Regions from separate parts of the Homo sapiens genome. Here regions 2, 3 and 4 are each linked to region 1. The links are chromatin loops, found by intact Hi-C in ENCODE. Cell type or tissue: B cell. All regions are shown on one strand. Region 1 overlaps LOC112268413 (a long non-coding RNA gene). Region 2 overlaps THADA (THADA armadillo repeat containing). Region 3 has its middle 48 kb from the start of TRI-TAT2-1. Region 4 holds the start of LOC107985876.

Region 1 (8,000 bases):
GGATTGGGTAGAAGAGAGGTGCTTAGGAAGGATGTATTGAGCTGCTGTCTAACTCTTTCTGTAAGCAAGGGCACAGGCCCCTGAGACAATGGTGGAAAAGCTCTCCTGTTTTCAAAAGTCCCTCAACGTGCAGGCCCCTTGGAGGCAAAGCACCTTCAGGATTTTAGAATCAGAGTTTTTTCTGGGCCGCAGGACAACCTGCTCTGGCACTCGCTCTGGCCTGGCCATCTCTGGGCTCCTCTTGGTCAGTATCTGGGCAGCCTTTTAGAGGGCCTGGAAACCACAGCTAGCCCTTCCCAGAATGACTCGACATCCAACGTGGACTCAATTCCAGTCCCCCTTGGCTCCAGGAGGCCCGTCCCACAGGACAAGGCCAGGGCCACAGAGGTCCCAGATTTTCTCAGATTCACTGCTGACCAGGGGCAGCCATGCCAGAAATTCTGCAAAATGCCAAGCACAAGCACTCTCAAGCGGTGGCTTCATAGTTCCCACAACCTCATCTACCATACTCCATAATGTCTAGGTGGAGTGAGTTCATCTCAGACGGGAACACATTTTTCCTCCTGTGACTTCTCCCCTGACTCAAGTCTACAACCACCAGGAAACTGCTTGGGACAAGGCTGGGGCAAGGAGGCAGGGCCCGTGGAGTTGGGACCAGGGCAGAGCACCCTGCCCCGTGGAGCCTAGATCCTTGGCCCCAGCACCCCTAGAAAACATGGCTCCTCGGGCGCGGTGGCTCATGCCTGTGGTCCCATCACTTTGGGATGCCAAGGCGGGTGGATGACCTGAGGTCGGGAGTTCGAGACCAGCCTGACCAACGTGGAGAAACCCCGTCTCTACTAAAAATACAAAATTAGCTGGGCATTGTGGTGCATGCCTGTAATCCCAGCTACTCAGGAGGCTGAGGCAGGAGAATAGCTTGAACCTGGGAGGCGGAGGTTATGGTGAGCCGAGATCACGCCATTGCACTGCAGCCTGGGCAACAAGACTGAAACTCCATCTCGAAAAAATAAAAGTTAAAATAAATAAAAATAAAAATTTTTGAAAACCTGGCTCCTCAAGGAGCCACATTCTAGACAGAGCTGGAGAAGTTGATGGGGCTTGGGTTTAAGTTTGCATTGTGACCTAGGCACCCTAGGAGATGGCACCCATGTGCCCAGAGCTCAGACAGGACTTTTCTGTCTGCCTCCCTCACCCAACACTTTGCAGCATTGGGTAGACTGAATAGAGTTGTGACTGTAGACACAGGAGACTCAATAACCATTTCTTCACATCTGCTTGAGACCATCTGGCCTTTGCATCTTGCCAGGCATGAGTTATTCCTCTCTTAACCCATGGAATCCATTGCCTGGCACGGCTTCCACGCCCTTGCACCATCCACATCCTCCCGTCCACATCCCCCCGTTCTCCAAGGTGGGCTCCATCCTACCTTCACCTCCTTCATTCCCTACCCTGGAGCCCTCAGGGACCTCCTTTTATCCCTTAAGCTCTTAACTCTCAACGTCTGCACCACTCTCATGTGGTAGTAATCCCCATTCAACATGTAACATTGTTTATCATCTCAGGTGGCTATGAAGGGCTTTGTATGTGCCTCTTCTATCCCCAAGCACACTCTATTTTTTTATTTAGTTATCATTATTTTTCTGAGACACAGTTTCAATCTGTCACCCAGGCTGGAGTGCAATGGCAGGATCTTGGCTCACTGCAACCTCCGCCTACCAGGTTCAAGAGATTCTTGTGCCTCAGCCTCCTGAGTAGCTGGGATTACAGGCATCCACCCCCATGCCTGGTTAAATTTTGTAATATTAGTAGAGACTGGGTTTCACCATGTTGGCCACGCTGGTCTGGAACTCCTGACCTCAAGTGATCCAACGGCCTTGGCCTCCCAAAGTGCTGGGATTACAGGTGTGAGCCCCTGCGCCCAGCCCCTTTAAACCATAGTTTAAACCAGCATACTTTAAACCAGCTCTGTTCAGTAGACTTCTAATGTGAACTACTTATGTACTTTAGAATTTTTCAGCAGTCACATTTAAAAGTACCAAAAAGAGACAAAATGAGTTTTAATACATTTTATTTAACCCAATATATCATAAAAGGTTATCATTCCAATATGGGAGTAATATAAAAATTATTAGTTAGACATTTTACATTTTCTTGTACAAAGTCTTCGAAGTCTGGTGTGCAGTTTATAGAAAGCTCTTCATCTGATTTAGATTTAATAATGACCTCTCCTTCTCTTCCACCTGCCCAATACCAAGCCAGAAAAGATGTAGCCCCACAAGCAGGGCATTCTGGGAATTGTAGTTCCTAGCTTCTCTCAGAGCCACAGAGAAGACCTTGGAAAGGGATAGTGGTGATGAATTGACCACAGACAATCCGGCCCATTATTCCACTGGGCAAGTGCTCCTAGAAGTACATAGGAGCCAGTTGCCAGGTTGGAGGAACAGCAAGGCTGCACAGGGAGGGAGGGCAGTGGGCACGGCAGGGGACCCTGAGCGAGCTGACTCCCAGGGGCAGAGGGAAGAGGAGCCTCTGGTGGGGGTAGGAGAATAAGAGATGGAAGGGCACGGAAGGAGGAAAAAGGTGGGTCTCTGTGAGTCCCTACCGCATTCTGGACATACAGGTGCTCTAGTGTCATGAGGCGGCCAGGCCCGCATTTCAGTGACCCCCACATTGGGGCGGGGCGAGGCTCACAGGTGTCACTCCCCCTGACTCTGGGTGCTAAGAGGAGCTGGGGCAAGGTGGTTGCCCCCAAGGCCTCAGATACTCTACTTCAGTGCTTCAGTGTGGGTGGACTCAGAAGCCGTAGGGACCCCACCCCTCCAGAAGGCTTCCCAAGCAACTCTCCTGTCAGCCTGGACTCCTGACTTCGATGCTTGTTCGCACATGCATGGCCACAGCTCGTTTGCTGTGCTGCACGGGGCATGCCCCCACTCACAAGGAGCCCTTCGGGGTCAGAGCCCAAACTATCTTCTAAATCCCACAGCATCTTGGAAGGTGCCCTACACATCTGTGCTGAAGGGAGCTGGGGTGGAGGCCAGGAAGAAAGGTTTGCAGGCATCGGCAGAGCCACTGAAGCTGCTCCTGTCACCAACAACCAAAGCTCTGAAAGAAAGGGGAGAAGTCCCTCCGGGGCCCCTTCCTTCATGCCCTGAGCAGCCAACCTGGCTCATACAGACCTCAGAGACCCAAGAGACATCAGAGATTAGCCAGAGCCAGTCCTTAGGCTTTCGAAAGGAGCAGCACAAACACACATAGGTGTGGGGGCATGAGGGGGGAGGAGGTGGTGGTGCTCCTGGCTGCAAGACACTAAGAGCACGGGGCCACACTGCTGGTGCTCAGCCCCAGCAGGGGCAAGGCTCAAGAGGGAAGCTGGAGTGTCCTCTTGGAGAGACCCCCACTGAATTAGATCACCTGCCTATTAATGAGGAGACCCCCTGACTGAGGACGCCAGCCTCTGACCAGTGGCTGAAACCCGTCTTCTAGGCATTAATCCAGAAGTTAGATGTACCATGAACCTTCTGGTCTTTCTTAAGAATCGTGGGATTTTTGGCCAGGCGCGGTGGCTCACGCCTGTAATGCCAACATTTTGGGAGGCCGAGGCTGGTGGATCACGCGGTCAGGAGATCGAGACCATCCTGGCTAACACGGTGAAACCCCCTTCTCTACTAAAAAACACAAAAAATTAGCTGGGCTTTGGTGGCTGGTGCCTGTAGTCCCAGCTACTTGGGATGCTGAGGCAGGAGAATGGCGTGAACCCAGGAGGCGGAGCTTGCAGTGAGCCGAGATCGCGCCACTGCACTCCAGCCTGGGCGACAAGAGTGAGACTGTCTCAAAAAAAAAAAAAAAAAAAAAAAAAAAAAGAATTGTGGGATTTTAGGGCTAGGCTGAGTTATGGTCTGAAGCTCACCTAGTCCAAGGCTGTCACCTCGCAGATAAGGAGACCAAAGCAAACGTGGAGTGAAGCTGGAGGTGGGCCTGGTCTCCTCCACAGAGGCCTTTCCTTCTTCCCCACCCTCCCCTTGGTCCTCCCTACTAGCCCCCACCATACGTTCTCTCTTTCATCCTCTCTCAGGGCTGGAATCTTTTCCCTGATAGCCCATCTTCTAAGACACAGCGGTCCCCAGATGTTACTTGAGCAGAAACAGAGCAAGCGCGGAGTGCCTGATGCCTCTGAGAACCTAATGAATGGCTCAGATGTCACGTGGCGATCTGGAGGGGAACACACATAGGACAGAAAACCAGACCCCACGGGACTGTTGAGCCCTCCAGAGTCAGACCGTGGTGTCTGAAGCAATGAAATAGGGTTAATTTGGCAAGGCTTGTCCCTGGGCACAGTTTCCCTCCCCGGCTCCAGTTTGTGCTTGCAATTCAAGTTTCTGGCACCAGATGGCAGCGTTGCTCTGTTATGAATGACTTGATGGAACAGTTTTAAAAGTCATTCATTCATTCATTCCACAAGTATTTACTGAGTGCTTTCAATGTGCCAAGCCCTTTTCTAAGTTCTTGGGATAGAGCAGTGAACTAAACACAAAAATCTGTGCCTCCTGGGAGCTTCATTCTCATGCAGGAAGACAATGAATAGATGAGAAAAACATTTGGCGCGTCAGATGATAGGTGCTATGGAGAAAAAAAATAAAGCAGATAGGGATGAAAGGAGGGCTGGAATAGGGGCATTGTGAAGTTAAAGGGGAGGTCAGAGATAATAAGATCAGGGAAACAGAGCTGCGCAGAGCAATGGAGGCTCTAGGCAGTGGGCGAAGCAGAGAATGTTTACATGGGAAGGGGCTTTAGAGGTGGCTTTGTTACATTTGACAGTTGGGGACACTGAGGCCCAGAGAGCTCAGTCTCAGCTGAAAAATCTGCCTCAATTGAAATGACCTGCCCAAGTGAAAAATCTGGAGGCAGGCAGCCTAGAGTTTCAGGTCCACCACATCCTACCCCGCTGCCCCTGCCACCTCCTAAACCCACCTCAGTCCTCCCGCAATGCAGCAGGACTAGGAACTCACCAAACTCTGTTTGCTTTTCTTTCTGGACACATTTTCTAGCCTGCCTTGCTATTACCATGTGCAGCTACCAAGTTCTGGCCAATGGCTATTGGGCAGGAGTAAGGTACATCTATTCCAGGCCTGGCCTCCAACAGTTCCTGTATCATCTTCCACGTACCACCTCCACTCCTTCCCCATCAGTGCAACTACAAGCACAAGACTCCAGAACTCTAGGGAATGAGGATGTTGCTAAAATAAGGGGGCCCTCTATGACTGCATGGAGATGAATACCCCATCACCATGCTTTGGACTGTGGTGTGACTGAGTTTGGTATGTTGAGCTATTGGGAGGTGGGGGTTGTTTGTTACAGCAGCTTTCTTACCCTAACTAATACACCCACCATCACTGAACCCAACTGAATGCATAGCCCGCCCAGCCTCAGCTCCCAACACTATATGGAGGACATCTGATGCTTCTGCCAACCCTTTCTCTCTTTGCCTGCTCTGAAGCCCATGTAGTCCAATGCCATTACCTCACAGATAAGGAAACCAAAGCAAATATAGCTGGTCATAGCTCCCTTTATATTCCAGGAGCCAAACCAGTTCTTGGTGAAGTTCTTTCTTATGATGCCTCTCCACCATCACCCAGAGCTGGGCACATGACCCAGGTGGTCATTCTGAGCACACAGTCCTCCCGGCCAAGTGACTGGTTCAGGGATAGACACATCATGCAATCAGAGTCTTGCTTAAGATTCAAGCTATAGATGCTGGAAAGAGGATCTGTCTTCCTCTGAGATGCTGAGTGATGACCAAGAGAGTTGGAAGCTGCTGGAGCCATTGCCCAAGGATATGAGGAAGAAGCTGTTGGGGGAATGAAACTAACATGTAAAGGTGGCCATAGAGCTGGAGAGAAAATCATACTCCACCATATTGTTGTTCCAATCTTGCCTGAAGTCAGGTCTTCCTTCAATTTCCCCAGTTACAAGGGCCAGTTAATTATCTTTTTTTTTGTGAGACGGAGTCTCACTCTGTCACCCAGGCTGGAGTGCAGTGGTGTGACCTCGGCTCACTGCAACCTCTGCCTCCCGGGTTCACGCCATTCTCCTGCCTCAGCCTCCCAAGTAGCTGGGACTGCAGGTGCCCACCACCACACCCGGCTAATTTTTGTATTTTTAGTAGAGATGGGGTTTCACCGTGTTAGCCAGCATGGTCTCGATCTCCTGACCTCGTGATCCGCCCGCCTCGGCCTCACAAAGTGCTGGGATTACAGACGTGAGCCACCACACCCGGCCAATTATCTTTTTAAAAATTTTGATTCAGTTTGAATTTCTGTCACTTAGAGCACAAAGAGTTCTGATTAATAATTATTGGACTAATATTTACTGAGCCCTACTGTGAGCCAAAAAACTGGGATAAAATAGTGAGCAAATTAGACACCAGCCCCTAGGATCCCCTGTCCACCATATACAGATATATGTGACAGGTAGGTTTGATGCCAATGAGAAGTTGTTGAGAAGTCGGGTCTCATTTTTCCACTTTCTAGGTTGCTGGCTTATCAAGATAAAGGAAGAAATATTTGCTTTTTCCTTTACCCTTCTGGAGCACCTGGCCTTTGAGTTCTTGAGGTTTGAGATTTCCTTATCACGAGGAGGAAAGTAACAGTCTCTGGTCTGTGTTTCCGGCTGAATGGAGAAGTTGCCAGGCCAGGTGGGCTGCCCCTGTGATTTGAAAGGCCTACGCCCCTTAGGAGGTGGTAAACAAAGTGTCAGTCAGATTTGGCCAGGGGAGGGCCATGGCCTTCAGGGCTTGTGAGGCTCTTTGGACTGAAGGCGAGAGGTGTTAGGGGTTTTGCAGGGGCCCCAGAGATCCGCCCCCATCAAGTGCTGCAGTGGCAGGGCCCTGGATGTTGGTGGGGGCTGCCCTGTGCCTTGGAGAACTGCGCCCAGATGCCCAGTCTCAGGAACCTTGAGCAATGCCCCCCAGGTCAAGCCTGCCTCAAAGTTGCCCTAATCCCTCTACTGTCTCGTGGGCAGCACTGGGGACAACCATGGTTGACAGTTAAGTCCCTACTATGTTAAAAACACATGTTTTCATGGGTGGGGCAAACTCTGGGGTCTTTCTGCATCACCTTCTGCATCAACTTTCTATAACTTTGACAAAGGAGGGTTTTAGCCAGATGCAACTTAATGTGGAACATTTAAGAAATGTAACATTTCTTGAATCCTAAATTTTGTGGCATGATATCATTTGTAATATATTTAATTACAAATTGTTGCAAACTATGAGGGGAAGTGACTGGGCTCCATGAATCCATATAACAGGAGGATCTGATCAATTCAGGGGCATAAATATATTTTGCTCAGAGGGACTAGCTCTAGAAAACCTCCTAGGATGCATTTAGGCTTCAGTGAAATGGAGTTTAGTTCCTGAAATTTGTTTTTTACCAAGACAAATGGTAACAATCGCTTAGTTACGTGCAATTGCTTTAGGCTCTCTTGAGCCTCGTTGTTCAACATCCCAGAGGAAGACAGACCCCCTCCAGCATCCACAGACAAAATTTAAAGCAAGACTCTGGTTGGTATCATCAGGTCACATGTCCCTCTCTGAACCAACCAAGCCAAGAGGATTGTGTACTTGGAATGGCCAGCCTAGATCACTTTATTCAATCCCCACAACCACCTCCTGGGGTAAATATCATTAGCCCTCATTTTACAGATGAACAACTGATGTGGAAATAGGTTCATTTACTCCTCCAAAGTTGTGATGGACAACCTCACCAAAGTTATCTCTTCACAACCTGAGACTGGGTTGTGGGAGTGGGGATGGAAAAGATTCTGAGAAAGACTTTTCATCTCTGATCAAATAAGAAAAGCACATAAAGAGAGCTCTTGCCACATTGACCATCACCCTACATCCTGACTTTGGAAGGAGATTTAAGAAGATGTGATATCTGGAACTGTGGCAGCCATCTTGAGACCATATGGGGATGAGGGAGAGAATTTAGAGGCATTGG
Region 2 (8,000 bases), 630 kb after region 1:
CTACATGAAAGGGATCTACTGCATGTACAAATCCAGGTAATTTTCTTTACTTACTTGGCAATGCTGATGAATTAAGCCTTGCTTTATTCTTGCATCAGACACGAGGTTCTCCCAGGTATCAGTTGCAGACTGAAGATGTCCATGAGCTCTAGCTATTCGCAGACATGCCATCAAAGCTCCCAGAGCCCCCCTGCTATTACAAGACCCTAAGGATGGGAAAGATTGCTCTTGTCCTGAAAGCACAATAACAAAGACCATTACTGTATTATGCAATGACTACTATAATTATCAGCTGCTAATTTTCATGTTTCCAATTAACATTTTATTTCAATAAATAAAAATCACATTTTAAACTCATTTCTAACACAAATTAAAGTTCCTATTCTAAAATAATCATTATTTAATATGATTTGCCCTTTTGTCAATCATTTCAAGTAAGCATAATTCTCTTATCGTTAACATAAACAAATCATTATTTACCTGCTAACATTTTTGCTTTTTCCCTAACACCTAGAAAGGGAATCAGGCAGCAAATCAGGAAATAAAATCAGGTGGAGAAATAAGCACATCAGTGGCTACAGACTATTACTTCTCTAAAAGTAAACACTGAACCTCTCTGCATATTTTAGAGTGGCTGTTTCTCACTAGTAAAGATTAAAAAAGGAACACAAAGAGCCTGCTGGTTTCAGAGGCTAGGACGTCAGCCATTACCAAGAAGACAGGGCAGCTTGATATAAAAATAAAGACAACCTTACTTCAGAACAGATTCTTGAATCCTGAATTTCAGATGGCTTTTCAAAAACTCAAGAACAAGTGTTGTCAAAAATTACAAATAATGGCTTATTTTTGCATACAGGAATCAAATTTTCCTGCTACCTCATGGTTACTCTTTGAAGTACTGAACGTTTTTAACAATTTTAGTTGAAAATATTTCTTAAAATTATGCTGTACGATACTACATTCTTGCTTTGTTAAACAGAATGTAATAATTTTAAGATTTATATGATGTGTCATGATCATCACTTTACACATCCTGAATTATGCTTGAATGCAGTGATTCCTGTAGGGTTTGTGAGTTTCAATGGGATGTTTACCCCTATTCTAAATAACTATAGATGGCTATTTCTTGAGATCATGCCTCTGAATTTTGTCACTTCCCCAGAGAAAAAAACTTGCTACTGCCAAGTTACCTGTCTTTAACCTTGCCTAACACAATTTTTAATTATTGTCTCAATGACTTGAATAAGCACATTATATAAGACACACAAACTTTTATTTCAGTGATACAATAAAATAAATTCAGAACTTGAAAAAATGAATTAAAACCTTGTAATACAGGAAAGTTTATCATTTTAAGTGGAATTATTCTTTAGCTTGTAGAAATGACTTCAGCCAAAAAACTCCATTCAGCTATATATAGGAACATTCGTTTCAAACTGAAACATCTATCATTAATCTCTTCCTTTACTATTTATAGAAGTGATATTTAAATTTGAATATGATTAGTATCTGCATAGCTACCTACATTTAAGCATCATAATTAGAAACTACTAAAACAAAAATGCATTTTTCTTACCAGTTTTAGCATCAATAGAAGTCTGAAGAATCTTTACCATGTACTGTAAGCTTTCAGGGCTGTAACTTAATAATTTTGGCAAGTAATAATCAATCACGTAAGATTTTTGATCCAAGTTTCCTTCACACAATATAAAAAGGAGAGGAGAAACCCAAGTCTCATGCCACTGGTCAATCCAAGAACTCTCAGCAGTCTGGGATTTCAAATGACTCTTATGATTTCTAAACATGGTTTCCAAGAGGTCACTTGCATAAGGTACCAATGACTGGTCTCCCATCACCTCTAAGATTTGAGATGGAATAGTTTTATCTATAGCCAAAATATGTTCAACTCCTATGCACTCTACCAAACAACCAAGGCACGTGTACTTTCCTTTAATATGCCATTCCAATCGTAAAAGACTCTCAGTCAATTCCACAAAGAAAGGATCAGGGACGAAATCTGCACCTTCCACAGTGAGCCGGTGCATTTGGAGAAGGTTTTTGAACATGATTTTGGTTTGGTGTCTCAGAGCATCCAATGGATGTTCCCAATGGGTATAGACATATTCCAAAAGTCTCCCAACTATACTTGAATTCCCATTCAGGCTGTCCGTTAGGCTCGGGGAACTTGATTCAAGGACTTGTATGGCTGAATTAGTCCAGGATGCTAAGATTCTAGACAGAAACATTTCCAGCGTTGGCTCTTTAATCCTGAAGAAAAATGAGCCATGAGCCATTATTGTAAACTGATTAGTAAAAGAAATTTCATTTTATAACAATTTAGACTTTAAAAATATTAAATACACAGAATGACCACAAATTTCAATTATTAAATTTACAAGAACAAAAAACTACAAGTAAAGCCAAAACAGATCTCAAATTTGTATATGATTCTTTTTACCTTGTAAAAAATAATCCAGAAAGCAGTTCAAGATCAGCCTAGGCAATATAGTGAAACCCCATCTCTATAAAAAATTTAAAAATTTAGCTGGGTGTGGTGACACACACCTACAGTCCCAGCTACTTGGGAAGCTGAGGTGGGAGGATTGCTTGAGCTCAGGAGTGAGACTGCAATGAGCTGTGCTCATGCCACTACACTCCAGCCTGGGTGACAAAGCGAGACTTTGTCTCAAAAATAATAATAGTCCAGGAAGGGACATAGGGAAATTTGGGGGATGATGGAAATATTCACTACCTTGACTGTGATGATTACACAAGTTATTTATTTATTTATTTATTTGAGACAGGGTCTTGCTGTCACCCAGGCTGGAGTGCAGTGGTGCGATCTCGGCTCACTGCAACCCCTGCCTCCCAGGTTCAAGCGATTCTCCTGCCTCAGCCGCCTCAGTAGCTGGGATTACAGGCGCATGCCCCCATGCCTAGATAATTTTTTGTATTTTTAGTAGAGACAGGGTTTCACCATGTTGACCAGGCTGGTCTTGAACTCCTGACCTCAAGTGATCCACCTGCCTGAGATCTGCAAGCCTGGGATTACAGGCTTGAGCCACCATGCCCGGCCTACACATGTAATTTAAAAGATAAGGAAAGCCAAGTGTTGGAGATGGTTGGGGGAATGGGGCTTCTCTGTGATAAAAATATTCTAAAGTTGTTTGAATTAACTTTTAAGATGTTAAAACTTCATTTCAGAAATGTTGATAAGGATCACTTTAGATTACCTATGTTAAAGTGCTTCATAAATTCTAAAGCACTACACATGTAGAAACTTTTATAGTTTTAAAAAATGATGCTAAAAACAAATTTCAGGAAAAAAATTTTTAAAGAAAAAATATAGCAAAGAGAATATTAAAAATTAATTTTAGAAATGCTGGTGGTTGTACAACTCTGTGAATAAACTAATAAACTGAATTGTACACTTCAAATTTATGAATTGCATAATATAGCTCAAATATGTAAAAAATTATTTTAGTTTTCCTCCTTTATTCATATGTTCAGTATTATCAAGCTGTATATATGTTTCGACATTTCATATACATGATCACTTTCAGCCATTATGGCAAAAACACCACAAAAATACAAAATACAGCCCCATGAAGTCAGAAGACCTTCTAAGATTGCTGTTTCAGGTTCTTATTAGCAATATGGTCTCAGGTAAGCATTTACTTTTCTAAGCCTCCCTTTGCCCATTCAACAAATTAGATTTCTTATCCTATATAGTAGCCATTTGAGGATCACATTAGATTACCTATGTTGAAGTTCTTTATAAATTCTAAAACACTATACATATAAAAATTTTTATAGTTTTTAAAAACGATAACATTGAAAATGTTAAAAATTAATTTTAGAAATGTTCTTTACAGGCTAACCTGCAGCAATAATTTTATTTATTTATTTTTTTAAGACAGGATCTCACTCTGTCGCCCAGGCTTGAGTGCAGTGGCACAATCATATCTCACTGCATCCTCGGCCTCCTGGGCTCAAGCAATGTTCTCACCTCAGCCTCCCACGTAGCTGAGACTACAGGCGCATGCCACCACACCCAGCTAAGTTTTAAAAGTTTTGTACAGACACAGTCTCACTATGTCACCAAGGCTGGTTTTGAACTCCTGGCCTCAAGTGATCCTCTTGCCTCAGCCTACTGGGAGGGTAGCTGGGATTAGAGGCACAAGCCACTCCAGCTTTTGGACTGCATCTTCTAAATGTCTTACAAGTGAAACAAAATATGAGACGATAGCATCAAAACTCACTGTGAACTCAAGGTGAACAAAACATGTGCAGTATCCAAGAGCAGGGCCTCCCCACTCCGACCCATGCTTCCGTTCTGCCAGTCCAACATGGCAAGTGTCCCCTGACAGAGGAATAAGACAGCTGACTGAGAGATGTCACCACAACAGAGGCTCCTGCAGCTGCTCATAAACCACTCGGGGACACTGGTGCAGTCCACTGAACGAAGCAGCACACTGCTAATCTGGAAAAATATAGCAGAGCTAACACACATAAAGCTTTTAAAACTTTTCAGAGATATTTCAAAATACAAACCCAAACATCTCTTTCCCCTGAAAAATCCTAGGAAAAATGACTAAATCCAAAGATAAAATACCCACAAATGTCATGATTATTGTATTAGTATTAAAGGAAAAAAATTACATCAAGTACGAGAATGATTTTGCTGGTTGGAATGTACTGGCAGAGCACAACACATCGCCACCTGCAGGTGGATAAGCTTAACAACTGCTTTTTTTTTTTGGTATGTATTTTTTTTTTAAACAAATGCTTTTAGAGGTGATTTGAGAAATAAACATCTTCGACTTATCCAAAGATAATTACTTTGTGTGATCTCATAATATATTTTTCTAAGGTCAGGTAAAAAGATAAAATAAGTTTCCATACAATATAGCAAGCAAAAAAAGAAATCTACTAGTAAAAAATACAAGGATTGTGGCCTAAATTATCAAATTATACTTTCTGTAAGAAGCAAATTTACTGAACAATTGACTCTATCTAGCATGCTTCCTGTCTAAAGCACATGATTTGGGTTATTCTCAATAAAGAATACATTTATCAGAAAAGTTATTACTGTGTATATATCTATACATTGATATGCATAATTTTAACATTAAAAATATCTTTTAAGATACTAATGAGAGATGACACTGAACAAACAGCACTAAAAAGAAACTAAAAGAATGTACATCAAAAATGTTTATAGTGATTATCTTTGTGAGATGGACTTACAGGTGACTGTTATTGTCTTTTTGTTATTGTTGCTTTATCTGAATTTTTGGAATTGTCTCTTATTATAACAGAAAAAGGTCATCAGAAGGAACCAGACAATGCAAAAAAAAATTATTTTAATTCACTTCTTTAAAAATATTTTTAATTTTTTTTTTTTTTAAGAGACAAGGTCTCACTCTGTTGCCCAGACTGGTGCAATCTTATCTCACTGCAGCCTTAAACTCCTAGGCTCAAGCGATCCTCCTACCTCAACCTCTCAAAGAGCTGGGACTACAGCTGTGCACCACCATACCCAGCAAATTTTCTTTTTTTTTTTTTGTAGAGACAAGGTCTAGCTAAACTCCCCAGGCTAATCTCAAACTCCTGGCCTCAAGTGACCCTCCTGCCCTGGCCTCCCAAAGTGTTGGGATTATAAGTGTGAGCCACTGCACCAAGCCAAAATTATTTTTTAAACATACCCTAACTCTCAATAAAGTACAATTCTAAAAAGGAGATGCACTTACCAAATGAGGAATCTTTTCAGACGGGTGAAACATAGTCTTAATAAAAAGAATAATAGCTAATCCAGATGTGCTCTGTACAGTCTGTAACAGATCATCTATTTGGCAAAAAAGGAGAGAAGCTTGTGTTAAATAATGAATATTCTGGTAGAGTGGAAAGAGCAGATGCTGAGCAGCCAGATAGGCCTGGGTACAATTTCTAGTCTGACCACTTCCTGGGTGAATAGGTCTTACCTAAGTTATTTAACATCCCACAGACTCTCTTTTCTCTTGGGTAAAATGGGATAACTCTTAACTGAGGCAGTGTCAGGTTTAGATGAATAATGAACATAAACGCTTTTTAGAAGGAGTCTCACTCTGTTGACAGGCTGGAGTGTAGTAGCGTGACCTCAGCTCACTGCAACCTCTACTTCCTGGGTTCAGGCGATTCTCCTGCCTCAGCCTCCCAAGTAGCTGGGACTACAGGCGCGTGCCACCACACCCAGCTAATTTTTGTATCTTTAGTAGAGATGGGGTTTCACCACGTTGGCCATGATGGTCTCGATCTCTTGACCTTGTGATCCGCCTGCCTCGGCCTCCCAAAGTGTTGGGATTACAGGCATGAGCCACTGTGCCCGGCTGAATATAAAGGCTTTTAAGCCCAGCATATAGATACTCAATAAACGTGATTCCTTCCTCTCTCCTCTAACATACACTTTCTTCCTCGCCAACTATTGCTTCCCAAAACACCTAACAGCAACACCACCTGTCCCCTCCCCTCCACCAATGCCTCTGTATCCCAATCACCATATACACAGACTTTTTCAAAAAGAGATTTCAGGGCTTGTATAAAGAATGTAGGTAAGTGCTAATTACAAACTTTGCTAGCACTGACACTGTACCCATAGCAACCAAACAGTTTTGACTTGGTATCTTCTTTTTGTTTTATCTCTATTAGCCTCTAATACCATGGTGAGTTGTTCAACCTGGGGAAAGAAGTAACACTTCTTTATGACATCATAAACTACGTACTAAATATCCACTCTGCCCTTCATCACTGATAAGAAAACTGTGACTTTGATTGGGGAAGCCACATGCCCAGCCAAAAGCAGGATACTTGCTTCTTCAATCTTCTTTGCAACTAAAGGTAGGCATATAAGAGGGTTCAGGCCAGTTGGATTTAAGCCAGTCACTTGAGTATCCTGATCAAAAGTAAAGACGCAACTGGCCTTCCTTCTTCCTGCCTTGAATAAAGACACATCTGGAGCTACAGCAGTCATATGGCAACCACGAGGCAACAAACGTGGGTGAAAACCAACCTGCTGAAGATGGCACAGCAGAAAAGCAGAAAATGTGTGGGTCGTACACTGCCTATACCAGTTCTGGATGACCTGCCTCTGAACTTGTTATGTGGGAAAGGAGGTTTGGTTTTCAGTTACTTGCAGCTAAACACTTTACTGATTATGAAGCTTTAAAATGCTGGAAAAGAATAGTACTGATTAGGTGCCATCAACTTTTCGGAAAAAAAGCTACTTCTTTTTTTTTTTTTTTTTTTGAGACGGAGGCTTGCTCTGTTGCCAGGCTGGAGTGCAGTGGCATGATCTTGGCTCACTGCAACCTCTGTCTCCCGGGTTCAACTGATTCCCCTGCCTCAGCCTCCCGAGTAGCTGGAACTACAGGTGCACGCCACCACGCCCAGCTAATGTTTTTTTTTGTATTTTAGTTTTTTAGTATTTTAGACAGGATTTCATCATGTTGGCCAGAATGGTCTCAATCTCCTGACCTCGTGATCTGCCCGCCTTGGCCTCCCAAAGTGCTGGGATTACAGGCATGAGCCACCACACCCGGCCGAAGTTACCTCATATTAAAATCATGTATTCTCTACATTTCATTAGTTAGAGAATCTTTTTTTTAGACTAACACAGTCCTCTTTTAAAAAGTAAATAACCTCTGAAAAGTTTTCTGTAAGTTATGTCTTAATAAAAGTAACTTTAACTACTTTCCTTTCCTTTTAATACCTGAGAACCCAGGCAAAAAGAGAAATAGAAATACTAATTGGACAAAATATAGCTAAGACTTTCATTACCAGGGTTAAAAACACAAACAATGAGGCCAGGCGCGGTGGCTCACACCTGAGCCACTTTGGGAGGCCAAGGCGGGCAGATCACCTGAGGTCAGGAGTTCCAGACCAGCCTGGCCAACATGGTGAAAGCCCGTCTATATTAAAAATACAAAAAAAAAATTAGCCAGGCGTGGTGGTGCATGCCTGTA
Region 3 (8,000 bases), 88 kb before region 1:
GCAGAGCTGGAAAAGAGCAACGCCTCTATGGAATGACAGTGTGGACCCGGGTCCAGAGGAGGGGAAAAGAGGCGGCTAAGGCAGGAAAGTCAGCTCCGGTTCATCCTGAGGGGTTTGAGTGCCAGCCAGAGGTCCTCCTTACACAATGGGGGTGGTGGGGTGGGGGGCAGGGGAGCTCTTGAAGGTTCTTGAAAGGGGAGTTACCTGATGAAGTAGGCGTTTTAGGATGAGAGGCTGGCCACATAATCTGGTGGGATCATGGCAGCTGGGACGGAGGTCATGAGAGTGGAAGAGGCTGGAGGAGGGGTGTTTGGCGCGGGGGAGAAGGTTTGAGTGGGGAAATGGCTGAGGCCTGGGGAGTAAAGCAGGCAGAACTGAATCCATTTCACATTTGGGACATTCTTGAGGCCTCCTTTCTGTGTTTGGGTTCCCCTGACCTAAGAGCACCGTGTCAGCCTAAGACAGCTCCCTGCCCACAGGCCAACTGGCCCAGATGGACCTGGGGGACAGAAGCCAGGCCCTATGCTAGCCTGGGTCCCAGCCCCCATTCACACCCTACCCAGAGTGGCCCTGGCCTCTCCAGTGGGCTTCGGGGTATCTTATTCCCTGACACAAAAAGTGGCATCTCTCCCTGGTGTGGGGATTATCCTGGTGGGCAGAGGCAGAAACCCCTTGAATAGGAACTTAGCCAGTCCAGGTGAGCGTGTGAATGCCTGTGTGGCCCAGCTGGGTGTGAACACAAGTGTGAGTTCTGTCCAGTTCTTGCAAGAGAGTGGGGGACCCTGTCCAGCCTGGGTGTGTGACAGTGTGGTGTGTGTGCGCACACAGCCTGGCCTGAGTGAAGAAATGTGAATGTGGACACAGCTCGGGGCCCTCCAGATTGGTGGCCCGGCCCACGGAAACTGTCCTCACAAAGGCCCGCATCCACTGGGGAGGGCTGCCTGGCCTTCCTCAGTGGGTAGACACTGGTTAGGCCTGTGGCAAAGCCCTCTGGCCTGGCCACACACAGGCCTTGTGTGAGTGGTCTCGTGGCAAAGGAGTGAAGGAAAGGGGTGGATTATTCTAGCCCGTGAATGTGGGGCCGGGACACTCTCTGCCCACTGAACAAATGCAGTAGGAACTGGTGCTCCGAGGCAAAGACATATCGGAAAAGTGTGTAAGCGATCGGAGTGCGGCCAATTCTCCCAGAATCTCAAAGGGCAGGTGGCCTACATCTCTACCATGTCAGTTTCAGGGCTCCGAGGACTTTGATTTGCTGCTAACTTTGTGACATCTTTAAACATTTTTTTGTCAGTAGCTTCTTCTCTAGAGTGTCGATGGGAGTGAGCAGGGGAGCCACAGGGTGAGGGGTGAGGGGAGGGGGACGCTGGCCTGGGGCCTGGACGGGCATGTGCCTCTTGGAAGAAGCCATGGCCACTTCCTTGGGACCAGGGTCTGCACACACATACAGAGTTGTGGGGCCCGTGGACGGTGGGTATGGCGGAGCATGGAGAACCCCTGACCTCTGCACTCACCTCCCACCTCCTGGGCGGTCACGCCCTGCTCAATCATCCGTCCTAGGAAGCGGATAGAGTCTCTGGAGAGAGTCCAGGGGATTGGAGCCACACAGTGGGGAGCACACCAGCTAAATGAAGGTGACTTGTGCTGACCCTTCAAAGGCTGAAAGCCAGGAGAGCCACTGCCTTGGATAGAGAATCTTGGGGCCTGGCTCCCATTTCCTCTGTTTGGGGTCTATGGCTACCTTCATTCAAGTCATCGCCCCCTCCCTTTACCCTTCAGGCTCCACCCTCTCCCTGCATCTGAGGTGTCCTTCCTCGCTCAAGCCTGGGTTGGAGGGATCACCCCCTTTCTCCCTCCACCCTGTAACCACCCTGCTTGTTGAGACGTGGCTCCATCTCTGGGCCACACGCTTCCCATTCTCTTTAGTCTAATGTTTCCCTGGTTATACAGCTTATTCATGCTAATTGTAGGAAGCACGGGAAATTCGGAAAACATAAAATGAGGAGCAAAGTTAGGCCTAGACCCGGCACTTAGAGATACACACTTGCCCGTCTGGAACATTCGACAGTTGCGGGGTGCCCCTGACTTGTAACAGCACTTCCTACCCTCAGCACGTTGGTATTCTCACTCAGCTCTACGAAGTGGCAGCTGCCGCCACTCATTTTTCCTTTTCACAGCTGGGGAAGCTGAAGCAGAGAGCTGCGGCCACTTGTCCCGAGGCGCATCGTCTCAGGCTCCCCAGCACACCGTCCACTGTTGCCTTGCACCCTACCCCATGCCATGGCCTGCTGCCTGCGCTGGGGCCGGCAAGCCTCCCTGCATGGTGGGCACCCTTCCTAGTCCCCTGCCTGCACCTGGTCTGACTTGTGGGCTGGCTCTGAGCTTCACCCATCTCCCTGGGGCCACTGCAGCCAGGATGGGGAAGGGCGGCACATTTCAACGGCGTGCCTCCTGGAAACCACATCAAATGGTGCAGCTAGGAATTAATAAATAAACTTGGGAGACAAGTCAATTACCCTCTCCCTGTGCCCCTGTCCCCCAGGGGCAAACAGTGGCATGTGGTTCCCGGCCTCAGCATGCCTTCCCGGGGGCAGGCCTAGTGCTGCAGCTGGCTTCTGTCAGATTAGCTGGGCGAGATGCAGCAGGCCTCTGTCCTCTGGGGAAATGGATCCCTTCCTGGGAGGTGGGGACGGCATTCCCGGGTTACTCTGTTACTGCCCTCTTCCTGCACCCGTCCGTGTCTCACTGTGTTCATGGTGCCCAAATCACTGCCCTCCCTAGTCCCCGACACAAACGCTTCTGGTCAGCCGTCATAACGTCTGCAGCTCCGTCCTCAGAGCTGGAAGCTGACATTACTGAGACTCCAGTAAAGGTCCACACTGCTTAGTGTCGTCAACTCATCAGAACTAGCATTATCATTTAAAAATCAGAGGGACTACTTGATGCTTTTGAAAACATTTATTTATGGCTGGGCGTGGTGGCTCACACCTGCAATCCCAGCAGTTTGGGAGGCGGAGGCAGGAAGATGGCTTGAGCCCACACGTTCGAGACCAGCCTGGACAACACAGAGAGCCCCATCTCTATAAAATAAAACAAAAGTAATAAAGAAAAATAAAAAAGAAATAGCCGAGTGTGGTGATGCATGCTAATCCCAGCTAATCAGGAGGCTGAGGTGGGAGGATCGCTTGAGCCCAGGAGTTCAGGGCTGCAGTGAGCCATGATCGTGCCACTGCACTCCAGCCTGAGAGACCGAGCAAGACCCTGTCTCAAAAAAGAAGAAAAGAAAAGAAAGGAAAAGAAAACATTTATTCACTCAGCAAATTCTTAACAATGCCTGCTTTGTGGCAGAGTTTTTTCTAGGTGGCAGAGATACAGAGACAAGAGACGCAGCCCTGCCCCATAAGGAGCTTACAGTTGTGTGGAGAAGTCAGACAATACAGCTACCATATGGGGCACTTCGGGGGGAAGGAGGGGGACCCAGCACAGTCTAGAGGGCTCCCCAAGGGGCTTCCTGAGTAGCTGATGCCTGAGCTGCATTATGAGGGACAAGTCATGGGGGCTGGAGGGTAGGATGGTGACTGCTGTTCCAGATGGAGGGGACAGCTCTGCAAAGTCTCAGAAGGGGAGTGAGGTGAAGGGGGAGAGCTGTGAAGGCACTGGCCTGGCTGGAACTTGGGTGTGGAGGGAGCAGGGTGAGAGCAGAGGCTGGGAGTGGGGACACGGCTGTGAGGGCCTGAGCTATATGTAACTGTTACAGAGTTGTGTCTTAGGGGTGTGTGTGTGTGTTGGGGGTGGGGGGGTCGGAGATGGAGTGGCCACATAGACTTCTTTCTTCCTTTAAGTTTTGAAAAAAGTGATGGGATTATGGATTCTTTCCAACTGTGTGTGTGTGTGTGTATATATTGGGGGTGGGGTTTTTTTTTCTATGTAGAAACTAAGAAATTAGCAGTCTGACAAATATCAGAACAGTATCAGGAAAGAATGAGTCCTCTTCTGACATTTACTGTCACTGAATTTTCTATGGTTGTATTATATAGGCATGTCCTTTAGATCAACCATTCTCAAGTTTCAGTGTGAATGACCACTGGGGACATTTACTGAAAATCTGGGTGTTTGGGATTTGTCCTGGAGATTTTGATTCAGCAGGGCCCAGCATTGTGCATTCTTCAACAAATTCTCCTGGATTATGTGGAGTCAGTTTCTACTGCTTTGATAAACTCATTCCGAGAGCCTGATTATTTCCTCTTGGGGAATTTGCTGGCAATTCAAGAGTCTACCACCAGATGGCAGTGGTGCTTTGTGATGGATCTAGGCAAAGCCAGTTTTCTACAGGGGGATAGTTGTTGAACAGGCAGTTCTCCTTTATTGCAAGAATGTACAGAAAATAACTCTTTTAGATAATTTCTAAAATAATTTGATCACGAAATCTTAGATATAGGAGCTTGTTTTAAAGTTAAATTTACCCTTCAAACATTACAGCTGAGCTTTCCAATATGGTGACCACTAGCCATGTGTGGCTTTTGAGCACCTGAAAAGTGGTTAAATTGTGATGTGCTGAAAGTGTCATAAACACATTGGCTTTCATTCTTTAGAAGTTCCTATGACTTAAAGACATAAATAAAAAAATTAGCTTTCAAAAGCAAAAAAAGTCTTATTAATATGAAGATTGCATGTTGAAATATTTTGAGTTGAGTTAAATAAAAGTTTATTAAAATTCATTTCGCCTGTCTCTTTTTCCTTTTTAAATGTGACTACTAGAAAAGTTTAAATTATATGTGTCTCATATTCTATTTCTAATGGACAGTGCTGCATTGAAATAATCTAAATTAATTTCTTCATTTTTGAAAGTGAGAGAATCGAGGCCTCAAGTTTGATGGAAAACTGCTGGATTTGAAGTCAAAGACCTGTATTTAAGTTCCAGTTCAAACACTGACTTCATGCCTCTGGGCAAGCAATATACCTTCTCTTAGCCTCCATTTCATTGTCTGTGAAAAAGGGATAATTACAGCAGCCTTACTTAAAAGAGTTACTTAAAAGACCAAGTGAGAGAATGTGTATAAAGGAAGTTGTGTAAACTTCGAAGCATCATAAAGGTATGAAATTACTATTGTTGTGGTTACTGATAATGACTAGAACTCAGGCCAAATAAACTCTACAAGTCATGAAAGCATTCACCGTGTGAAAGTCACTGGATTGGGCACTTCTAGACTGTTAGGAATTTATAGCTGACTTGAGGAGTTGCTACTTAAGCTCACGAAATGGAAAATGACAATGCAATACACGATAAAAACAGTGATTCAAATAAGAAATGGAAAGTTTGTCCCAAGGCATATATGGTTAATAGTGAGTGTTACTGCTTTTTCTTTCTAAAGTAAGCATTTATTGAGCTGGTACAGTAGGATTGGAAGGTTGGGGTTGGGAAGAGGGAGTAATGAAAATGATGAACATGTTTTCTCTGTTTACAAAGAGGTTTGCCATCTGAGTAGAGGAATGAAGGCAGACACAGAAGACATGAGCGACTGAAGACCCAGTGTGGAAGCTGCCAGCCTTGGTACTTCCAATAACAGCACTGGAATTAGGCATATGTGACAGGGCTGCCAATTCCTGACCAACTCTCAACTCTCCTCTGCTATATAGAATCTCAACTCGTTAGGGTTGGCAATTGGCCCAGCTAAAATACTTCATTTTCTAGTCTCATCTTGAAGCTAAGGATAGCCACATAATTCAGTTCTGGATAATGAGGTGAAGCATGAGTGGTTGGGTTGAGCTTCTAGCAAAGTTCCTTAAAAGGTGGACATTCAGCTAGTGCACACACCAGCACCATTAACCTTTCCTCTTGCCTGGACTATGGATGTGATGGTGGTAACTTCAGCAACCATTTTGTGAGCATGAGTTCAAAAGTCATACCCTATAGTAGCAGAAGAGAAGGCCAGGATGAGCCCAGGATCTGGACAACATCGTGGAGATGCTGGGCTGCCCTGAATTTCCAGCCTTTGACCTTTTCATCATGTGACAGAAAAATGAGTTCCTCTTTTGTTTATGCCTCTGTGATCTGGGTTTCCTGTTCTATGCAGTCATTCCAATTCCTGAATGCCATTGAACATATCGTGCATATATCAAGGCTCTTGAGTTCTGTGTACCTATGGCAGGAAGAAAGTGAGAGGATTGTATTGGGGTCTGGGGCGAGAAGGTCACATGAGAAGGATGGGGCTACTCTTAAGCCCCATTCCAGCAGGTTGGGTGGTGGTGAAACATCCTTCCTTCCTTAGGAGGACGAGGACGGCAACTGATCTAAGAATCCCGAAGAAGGAGAAAACAGAAATATCACAAGGAGCAAAATTAGGAGAAGTGGGTTGTAGGCACTGAGTGGTGCCAGCCCACCCTACTTCATAGCCCTTCTGTAGAAGGTGAAGTAAGGGGAAAATTAATTGGCAACACATGTGGATTTGAATTTTCTATTTTTTTCAACAAATTTGACTAAAAAATTAAAATTTAAAATCTAAAAAATTTAAATTAAAATATTTTTAAAAACTTATGGTTGGCAGCATGCACCTGGACCCTGCCTTGGCCTTGCAGGATCCAGGGATGGGTGCCTGGAGTCCTCGGTTGGGGAGGCAGGGAATACCCTTCTGGACCTGGGCTTGGAGGGTCTACCCTGTCCAGCCTCCTACCCTTGGCCTCCTGGGATGTCCCTGCAGGGCTGCCCCTGTCTTCTTCATCTGTGCCCTCGAACTCTCCTCTCTCTGGCAGTGTTAGTGAGATGCCTTGTTCTATTCTGCTGTGTCTTTTTTAGTTTTCCTTTGTGTTTTCCTCTAGATTTCTCTTGATTGGCCCCAGCCCTGGTTGGTGCCTGTCTGCAGACAGGGCAGGTAGGGCTGTGGGTTCGAGAACTCCTCTATGTCCCTGGGTCCAGGGCCCTGGAGAAACCTGTACCCACTCCTCCCCACAGGAGCTAGTGGTCGCTGGGACCTGGTTCCAGATTTGGCTGTAGCCTCTGAAATGCGGGCAGAGGAGGAGGGTCCCAAGGGACTTGTGCTTTCTGTGGGTCGTGTCCCCACCCCCCACCCTGCCTAGCCTCATCCTTATATTTAATTACTTGAACAAGCTCTTTCTCATACCCCATCTCCCCCACCCCCCGCTGCCCAAAAAAACCCCCCAAAACCCCTTGTGGTGAAAAAACACACAGTAACACTTAGCATCAGTAACATGTATCATTTTAACCTTTTTTTTTTTTTTTTTTTGAGACAGAGTCTTGTTCTGTCACCCAGGCTGGAGTGCAATGGTGTGATCATGGCTCACTGCAGCCTCCACCTCCCAGGTTCAGGTGATCCTCCCACCTCAGCCTCCCGAGTAGCTGGTACTACAGGCATGCGTCACCACACTCAGCTAATTTTTGTGTTCTTTTTTTTTTTTTTTGTACAGATGAGGTCTCGCTATGTTGCCTAGGCTGGTCTTGAACTCGGGCTCAAGTAATCCTCCCTCCTCAGCCTCCCAAAGTGCTGGGATTACAGTCATGAGCCACTGCGCCTGGCTTATCTAAACCATTTGAATGGATTTCTTTTTACTGTTTCCTAAATCCTGTTTCCTTGCAGCCTTCCACCTCAGAGGCTGAGCCATGAGACTGACTGCCACAGGAAAGGAAAGGAAGGTAGCCATCTTTAGGCTCAGAGCTGACTTCCTTGACCTCACTATTGAGATACTGGTGGGGAAACTCAGGCTTTGTGGAAAGAGCAGGGGATTTGCTAACAGAAATCTTCCTGTAACATCTTGAGGGCCAGGCCTGGTCATTTAGAGAACAGAGTTCACCACAACCCAGGTAGGAAGGAGGTGTGTTGGTCTGGTTGAGGGGCCACTGAGGGCAGGGGGGACTTGTTCTATCTCACGGGGGGCCTGGAGAAAGCCACCCTGAGGTCAGCCCTCCAGCACCCACTGTCGGTGGCCAACTCAGATTGTAGGCAGCAGCTCAGTGGGGTTGGGCCGAGGCGGGCCCTGAGGTTCGC
Region 4 (8,000 bases), 160 kb after region 1:
CTTCTAGGCTGCATTCCCCTTCAAAGTCCAGTGTCCTCCCCAGGCCCGGGAGAGGCCCAGGTCCCAGGTCGGCAGTGCTGGTCTTCACCTTTGCCACTGAACCCGAGGAAACGAGCACCCGTCTATTCCTCCTCCCAAAGCTGGGAGCAGTTGTGAAGAGCCGCCATAGATTTCCAAAACCTCAGCATCCTGAACGCCTCCCAGAGCAAGCAGAGGCCTTTCCAAAACACTTCCCCTCCGAGCCCGTCTTACTGAGACATTCTGTCCCTCGGCTATACTCTGGAAAATGTTCCCTCAGCCTAAGACTGCCAGTCCCAAGCAGGACCACAGGCCTCAGAGCCAGACCGCACCACAGGGCCTGGCTCCTCCAGGCAAGTCAGGGAAAGGAAGCTGCCTGTATTTTCAGAGGAGCCCAGGCTTGCCTCCAAGGCCCAGAGAGGGTGCCCAGCCAAGCTCATTTCTGCTGCTACCACGCCATGCAAGACACTGGAAAGCCAACATCACACGACATTCACATCTGTGGGTGGAAGAATGTGCAGAAAACTCGAGAACAAAGTAGAGGGAAGGAGAGCACAGAGTTCAGCCAAGCCTCTAAGGGGACAGACCAGCTGTCCAGTAACAAGCAGACTCAAGCATAGCTGCGGAAGTCAACAGATTTTCCCTGGGGGACCCTGTGACCTAGGCAGCCCCCAACAGCCAGGCCACCAGCACAGCATCAAGCAGAAAACCAATCCAGCTCTCTCTCCCATTAAATCAGCTTTACTTAAGATATAGAATGACCCAATACTGTCTGAAAATGAAATGCCCAAGGCTCAGCTAAGAGGAAGCCAGACTACGTAAAAGAATGTCCTTGAAATATAAACTGAAGTATTTAAGGGTAAAGGGGCAAGATTTCTCTAAATTTTTCTCAAATGATTTCATAAATGTAAATAATTGGTGAATCTGGGGAAAGGGTATACAGGAATTCCTTAGTCTTATAAACTTTCTGAAGTTGGCAATTTAAAAAACAAAACGGCAGGCAGCAGACATGCCAAAACATGATAGCACTGATATTCCAAATGCCATACCCAGTGAAGGGACTCAACTCTTCTGTTACCTTCCCCCTGCAACACACAGTCACACTCACACTCAAAATACTTGGAACCGCACGCTTAAGATCTGTGCATTTCATTTCCCTGTTATACCTTATATTTTATTACATATTATTAAAAATAAAATATTTGAACTGGTAAAATGCAGTCCAAAGATGCATGCATCTTTCACTGTCTTCTGTCATAGCAATTTGTGAACCCAAGTCAGGCCCAGCGTCCTTAAGGGGAAAGCCAGTGTTGTTTACCTCTGAATCCTACTGCAGCTAGCAATGTACTTTGTAAATGGTAGGCATTTAACCAAACCTAGAATCCAATCATTTGCCATGGAAGGTTTCTAGCTCTAAGTGAGGTGGAAGGAGGAAGGGAAGGGGGTAGATAGCCAAATGGAAGAAGAAACCAAGAAAGACGGCAGAGTCCACATGGATTTTCCAGTCCAACACACTCATGTCAGAACTAATTTTTTTTGTTTTTGTTTTGGGGTGTTTTTTTTTTTAAGACACGGTCTCACTCTGTCACCCAGGCTGGAGAGCAGTGGCACAACCTCGGCTCACTGCAACCTTTGCCTCCTGGGTTCAAGCTATTCTCCTGCCTCAGCCTCACGAGTAACTGGGATTACAGGCGCGCGCCACCACACCTGGCTAATTTTTTGTATTTTTAGTAGAGGCGTGGTTTCACCATGTTGGGCAGGCTGGTCTTGAACTCCTGACCTCAAGTGATCTGCCTGCCTTGGCCTCCCAAAGTGCTGGGATTACAAGCGTGAGCCACCATGCCTGGCCAATTTTTTTTTTTTTTTCAAGGTTAGTTAGTGGTCAGGCCCACCTAGTGGTTACCAGAGTCAACAATGGACTTATTAAACTTTGCCTCATTCTCTGAGTGTTTTGTGTATATGAATATAGTCTCTCCAGCAAGACCACAGAGGTAAGGGCCTTTCCTCTCCCTACCCTCCCACGGCCATCCTCATGAGCTTAATAGAGACACAGACCCGTGATATGCCCTTAAGTGCCTCTACCAGACTCGAAGCTCCATGAGGGCAGGGCTGTGTCTTGTTTGCTCTCTTCCGCATCCCCAGCACTTAGCACAGCGGTTGACACATTGTTGGTGACTAGTACATAATAGTTAAATCACGGAGTGAATGAATGGGAGTTTTGTTGAGTTTAATTGAGTTTAGTTGAGTTGGGTTGAGTGGGGTTGAATTGAGTTGGGTTGGGTTGAGTTGAATTGGGTTGAGTTGGATTGGGTTGAGTTGAGTTACCTTGTTCCCCAGGGTACACTGAGCAGGCTCTTTGGGAGTCATGCTTCTGACATCAGATGCTCAACCACAGAGTCAGAACCAATGCAAACCTCCCCTCTTTGCTTTAACTCCCACCCTCAGAGTAGATCTCTCTGGCTGCTGAATCTATCACCAAAGGTGGTGGAGCTTTCTATGGCCAGTGTAATACGATCAAAGTTAGGATAAGGTCTTCTTCTCATGGTCCTTTTGGGTGGGGCTACTTTGGGAAGAGGAGCTTTGCTAAAGCACTTTTCTGGTGAAGGCAGGATCTTCTGTAGGAAAGCTCTGGATTGAAGTTATGGTACCACCACCCCCCACCTCCGCCACCCCATCACTCTATCCCCACATATACAGTAGGGACAAGGCTAGGGCATGGGGGGCAGCAGAGAGCAGCACCCTGCAGGTGCCAGTGACTGAGGGAGAGCAGTAGGCCTGAGGGAAGCAGTGGGAGTGTGACCCACGATCAGCAGGAGCTCAATGTTTCTCCCTGATGCTTGGGGCAGGGCACTTGTGATAGGGCAGGGGAGGTACATCTCCCTGTCATTAACAGGAACAGGAGCCTGAGGCATGGGGATCTTCAGTCAGGCTCTCTGAGGTCTTCCAGCCTCCAACCCCTGGGCTAGGAGCCTTGTGTAGCAATCTTCCTGTTGCTACCATGGAGACCTGAGCCCCAGGTCAGCCCTGGGAAGGGTTGGGTGCATTCCTGGCCATAGGGATGGTGCATTTCATTCAGGCTGTCCAGATGTTTATGTCCCCCCCAAATTAATATGTTGAAATCTTCACCCCTAAAGTGATGAAGGTAGGAGTCGGGCCTTTGGGAGGTGATTAGGTCCTGGGGGTGGAGCCCTCATGAATAGGATTAGTGCCCTTATATTATGCCCTGAGACAGACCCCTAACCCCTTCTGCCATGTGAGGTTAGAGTAAGAAGTCACCATTTATGAGGAGATCGCCCTCACCAGACACTGAATCTGCCGGCCCCGTGATCTTGGACTTCCAGCCTCCAGAACTGTGAGAAACAAATGTCTGCAGTTTACAAGCCATCCAGTCTATGATATTAAATGTCTGCTGTTTATAAGCCATCCAGTCCATGATATTTTGTTATCGTAGCCTAAATGGACTCAGATATCAGATATATTTCTGTATAGCTTGGGGGAAGGAAGAGTTCCTCCTCTCACATCCCCTTCTGTGGGCTGGACTATGTTGAGAAAACCTCCACGTTTCCAGCACCTCTCACCATCTCCCTGCACCCCTTTAGAGGAAACCCCTTCCTGGGCCTTCAGGGCATGGCTGGGCATGCTCCCAGCACACTTCATGTTTGCTTCCAACCTAAGAAAGGCCAGGCTTCCCAGCTGGGAGCTCTTTTCCCTCCCCACCTCCCCCTTTCTTGTCTGTCTGCCTCCCTTTCACACTCCCCTATCTCCATCCCCTCAAACCCAAGAGTTTCCACAGTGACAACATGTGGGCCCCAAATCAAACCCCTGTCCACAGGTCCTGCCTGTGTCCCTCCTCCTCCTCCTCTAGCTCCCCAGCCTGGCCACCCTTGTCAGCCCCACCCTCACTCCCACACCCCCACCATTCCTCCTTGTGGACAACTTTCTAAATGCAGCCACACTTCCCCTTTTGAGCCACAGGGCCTATAAAACAGCTGCAGACAGTCAGCGGCACTGCAAAAGTCCTCTTGCCAAGTTTGGCTGAGACCAATACCCTCTAACTCTAGCCATTGCTTCCCCACTACCAGGCACTGAGAGAACAGGCTCCTTTTCGAGTAAACAGTGGGGAGACATCATGTTCCCAACATTCTAAACTAAAGAGGACTCACTGAGGGGCCCAGCCAGTGGGAGGAGGCAGCCCAAAGCCTAGCCTGGCTTCCCACACCCCCAACCCTGCCAGTGCCCTGTGAGACCCTGACTACTCCACCCCCTCCAGTCTTCTGTTTTGCAGGATGAGGGGTAGCTTGGTTGGTTTCCTGGCCCTTTCTGAGTCTAAAACTCCACAAATCTGTCACTTCTCCTTAGGGTGCTCCTGCCCAGTGCCTGGAGAGGGAAGGGGCTTTGCTGAGAGACATGCTGCCACCTGAGGGTTGTCCAGACACGAACTCAGTCCCCCACCTGCCTTCTGTGCTCTTTCTGCAACACTCTGGCCTCAGTGAAACAGTAGCTCTCAGTCCTGGCCACATAGCAGAATCACCCAGGGAGATTTTACAACATCTCAATCCCCAGCCACACTCCAGACCCATGAAATCTGAATCGTGGGTTGGGGCCTGGAAATCAGTCTGTTTGGAAAGTTACCCAGGTGATTCTGCTAAGCGGTCAGGGTTGAGAACCACGGTGGGAAAGGCTTCCAGGAAGTAAAGATGAAGCTATAAGCCAGAGGTGATACATTTCCGTCCCACATTCTCCGCTGAGAAGGATCTTGAGGCTGGTAGGAAGAGATCTGGGATGAACTAGGCATGTCTGTCAGGGATGGGTAGGGAGTGGCTGTGGCCTGAACTAGGTATTTGTCCTCGGGCTTTGGTGGCTCAGAGGTCCTGCCCTGAGGATGCAGGAGAGGACCAGCCTCCAGGCACTGGCTCATTGGCCGGCTTGCTTCCTCCCAAACCTCCCACCTCCCAAGTCTCATTATGGCCCTTGAAGTCAGACAGCCCCAGGGCTACCGTCCAGGAACTGGAAACCAACCTCAGCCAGAGCCAAGAGGCCCCAGGTCAGCCCCAGCCCTCCAAGGGCTTTGTGTAGATTGAAAAAAGGAAAATAGAGAAGGGAAACCAAAGCAGGGCAGAATGCAGTGAAGGAGAAAAAGACAAGAGAAAGGGGAAGGACCCTGAGGTCAGAGAGTCATGTGAATGGCATTTAGGGAACAAAACCTGGCTCCTCTCCATCCATCATCCCCTGGGCCGGGAGAGAAGCACTCTTCTGCCAGGGTCCAGGGCACAGAGATCCAGGCCAGAAAATCCAGATCCAGAAATCTGCCCAACCATGTGTCTGTGAGCACCATGCAGAGCCAACAGAGGAGCCTCCTCGCACAGACACCCTCAGATCCCCACCTCTTCTTCTCACCAGAGCCACAGCCTCCTGTTGGACATTTAAGCGAAATCACTTGGTCATTCCTCAACCAAAAAAAAAAAAGAAAAAAAAAAACACATTAAATCCAGTTCCCAAGACACTTGGCATCACATCAGGGTGACCTGGGTGATGCTGCTGTCGAGCTGCATGACCTGGAGTGAGCCACCTCCCTTCCCTGCCCGGGCCTCAGGGCCTGACCTTGCCTGCCTGCCTGCGAAGTCATATTTGAATGGAAGGGACACTGCTGTAGCCCAGGGGTCAAGAGCCTGGGCTCTGGAGACAGAGGCCTGGACCTGGCTCACCACTTACTAGCTGTGTGAGCATGGGCAGCTATGGCTGTGAACTTCTGCTTCCTCATCTGTAAGGCAAGAGTTAGCAGACTGATGACAGAAAAGGAGAAGAAAACACAGGCCACACCAATGTGGGACTCATATTTAGAAAACACAAGGACTGGCCAGGTACGGTGGCTCATGCCCTGTAATCCAAGCACTTTGGGAGGCCGAGGTGGGTGGATCACCTGAGGTCAGGAATTCAAGACCAGCCTGACTAACATGGAGAAACCCCGTCTCTACTAAAAATATATAAATTAGCCAGGTGTGGTGGCGGGAGCCTGTAATCCCAGCTACTCAGGAGGCTGAGGCATGAGAATTGCTTGAACCCAGTGGGTGGAGGTTGCAATGAGCCGAGATCACACCACTGCACTCCAGCCTGGGTGACAGAGTGAGACTCCATCTCAAAAAAAGAAAAGAAAAGAAAACACAAGGACTGCTCTTTGCAGATCCAAAGAAGATGGCAACTCCAATAGAAAAGTGGGCAAAGGATATGAATGGGGCAGTGAACAGAGCTGCAAGGATGTGTGCAAACAGGAGGACACACAGCAGATGCATCAGAGAGGCTTCTATTGGGAGAGGAGGGGAGTGAGGAAGGGGACAAGGGGATAGTGGTTCTCAGCCTGAGATGATTCTGCTCCCTTTCCCCAGGGGACATTTGGCAATATCCAGAGACATTTTTGGTTGTTACAGTGGAGGTGTGGGGGTGGGTAATATTGGCATGTAGTAGAGAGGCCAAGGATGCTGCCAAACATCCTACAATGTACAGGACAGCCTGCATAAAAGGAATGATCTGACTTGATATGTCAATAGTGCGGCCAATGAGAAACTCTGGGCAAAGTAAGTGGATAAGCAGACAAATGGGCCAGATGTGGTAGCTCATGCCTGTCATTCCAGCATTTTGGGAGACTGAGGAAGGAGGACCACTTGAGCTCAGGAGTTAGAGACCAGCTTGGGTAACATAGTGAGACCCCATCTCTACAAAAATATTTAAAAATTAGCCAGGCATGGTGTCATGCTCCTGTAGTCCCAGCTATGGGAGGCTGAGGTAGAAGGATAGCTTGAGCCCAGGAGTTCAAGGCTGCAGTGAGCTATGATCACACCACTGCACTCCAGCCTGGGTGACAGAGCAGGACCCTGTCTCAAACAAACAAACAAATAGATGCAGGGGCCTTGTACAAACAAATAATGAACATGTACCATGAGCTGAAGCACAGGACAAACTTAAATAAGTAAAATTAAATGGCAATAATAATGGTTCCTAAGTGGCACACAGTAGAGTTTTCAAGTAGTATTTGCTGCTCTATTGCTACTCTTTCGTTGAGGATCTGAACTGCTTGACCCTCTTCTGTTTGTTCCAGCAGCAAATTGTGGGCCTCGGTCCAGAGAGACTCCTGTCTTGCCCAGAGATGGAGGAGCAGTCACAGTGGGCAGCCCATCTCAAACCCCTGCACCAGTGGCCACATGAAGGGAAGGAGCAAAACATGGTTTAAAAAAAAAAAAAAGAAATGGGTAGGAGTGACTGAGTTGGGAGAGAAGAGGAAGAGAAAGGAGACACTGCAAGTTTCAATGTTTCACAACATTACAAAAATACCCCCCAAAGCCTGGGGGCCATGGGGAGAAGTGCAAATTGAGCAATGACTGCGGTTCTCTTTTCAAATTCATGGAAAATCCTCTTTTCACACCCCCTGGGTCAGTGAAGCCAGACCCTTCAGCATCACCACAGTGGCCTAGAAAGGGACACTTGTCCTGTCACCACCAGGCCCTACACCATCTCTCCCCTTGGCTGCCTCCTCCTTCTCTCACTCACCCAGACCAATTCTTCATTCCTCTTTTGTTTTCAGGATGAGGATGATTTTATTTACTTACTCCCACTCCGGTCCCACTAAAGCCCTGAAGCAATTGACAAGATACATACAAAATAATAATTATAATCTCATCTGTTAGAAACCAGCACCTGGAAAGTAATCATCTCCTTTAAAAACAGCCCAAGAGAACCTCTAAGATTCCTTTTTTTTTTTTGAGACAGAGTCTCGCTCTGTCGCCCAGGCTGGAGTGCAGTGGCACGGTCTCGGCTCACTGCAAGCTCCGCCTCCTGGGTTCACACCATTCTCCTGCCTCAGCCTTCCAAGTAGCTGGGACTACAGGCACCTGCCACCATGCCTGGCTAATTTTTTTGTATTTTTTTAGTAGAGACAGGGTTTCACCATGTTAGCCAGGATGGTCTCGATCTCCTGACCTCGTGATCCG

The links. Peaks named below come from ENCODE experiments on the same cell type or tissue, not always from the same donor. Only the 100,000 strongest peaks of a DNase experiment are listed, where the experiment ranks them.
Region 2: it touches region 1 in a loop (20-fold over the local background); 14 of 110 quality-filtered maps call a loop at or near these places.
Region 3: it touches region 1 in a loop (16-fold over the local background); 43 of 110 quality-filtered maps call a loop at or near these places.
Region 4: it touches region 1 in a loop (7-fold over the local background); 2 of 110 quality-filtered maps call a loop at or near these places.

Annotation. Positions count from the first base shown.
Region 1 is chr2:42,942,641-42,950,640 of GRCh38, forward strand. All of the region lies in intron 1 of LOC112268413 (a long non-coding RNA gene), which reads left to right. Among named protein-coding and RNA genes, the nearest start is that of LINC01819, 93 kb to the right of the region's middle. RefSeq lists an enhancer at 2,911-3,710. In B cell, CTCF peaks have their summits at 4,400 (motif pointing right) and 4,600; DNase peaks (open chromatin) are centred at 4,391, 5,142 and 6,671; H3K4me3 peaks cover 1,034 bases; H3K27ac peaks cover 3,249 bases.
Region 2 is chr2:43,572,760-43,580,759 of GRCh38, forward strand. It overlaps THADA (THADA armadillo repeat containing), which reads right to left. Exons shown (of 38, transcript NM_022065.5): 9 at 5,754-5,848; 10 at 4,263-4,483; 11 at 1,577-2,268; 12 at 55-233. Among named protein-coding and RNA genes, the nearest start is that of THADA, 19 kb to the right of the region's middle. In B cell, CTCF peaks have their summits at 4,737 (motif pointing left) and 4,941; a DNase peak (open chromatin) is centred at 4,722.
Region 3 is chr2:42,854,862-42,862,861 of GRCh38, forward strand. No RefSeq gene overlaps it. Among named protein-coding and RNA genes, the nearest start is that of TRI-TAT2-1, 48 kb to the left of the region's middle. RefSeq lists enhancers at 1-56, 2,374-2,961. In B cell, CTCF peaks have their summits at 4,282 (motif pointing right) and 4,481; a DNase peak (open chromatin) is centred at 4,280.
Region 4 is chr2:43,102,167-43,110,166 of GRCh38, forward strand. It overlaps LOC107985876, which reads right to left and starts at 279. Exons shown (of 3, transcript XM_047446566.1): 1 at 1-279. LINC02580 (long intergenic non-protein coding RNA 2580) reads right to left here and starts at 279. Exons shown (of 2, transcript NR_151714.1): 1 at 1-279. RefSeq lists a silencer at 4,073-4,122. In B cell, CTCF peaks have their summits at 3,958 and 4,158; DNase peaks (open chromatin) are centred at 3,975, 5,155, 5,755 and 7,355; H3K4me3 peaks cover 453 bases; H3K27ac peaks cover 5,311 bases.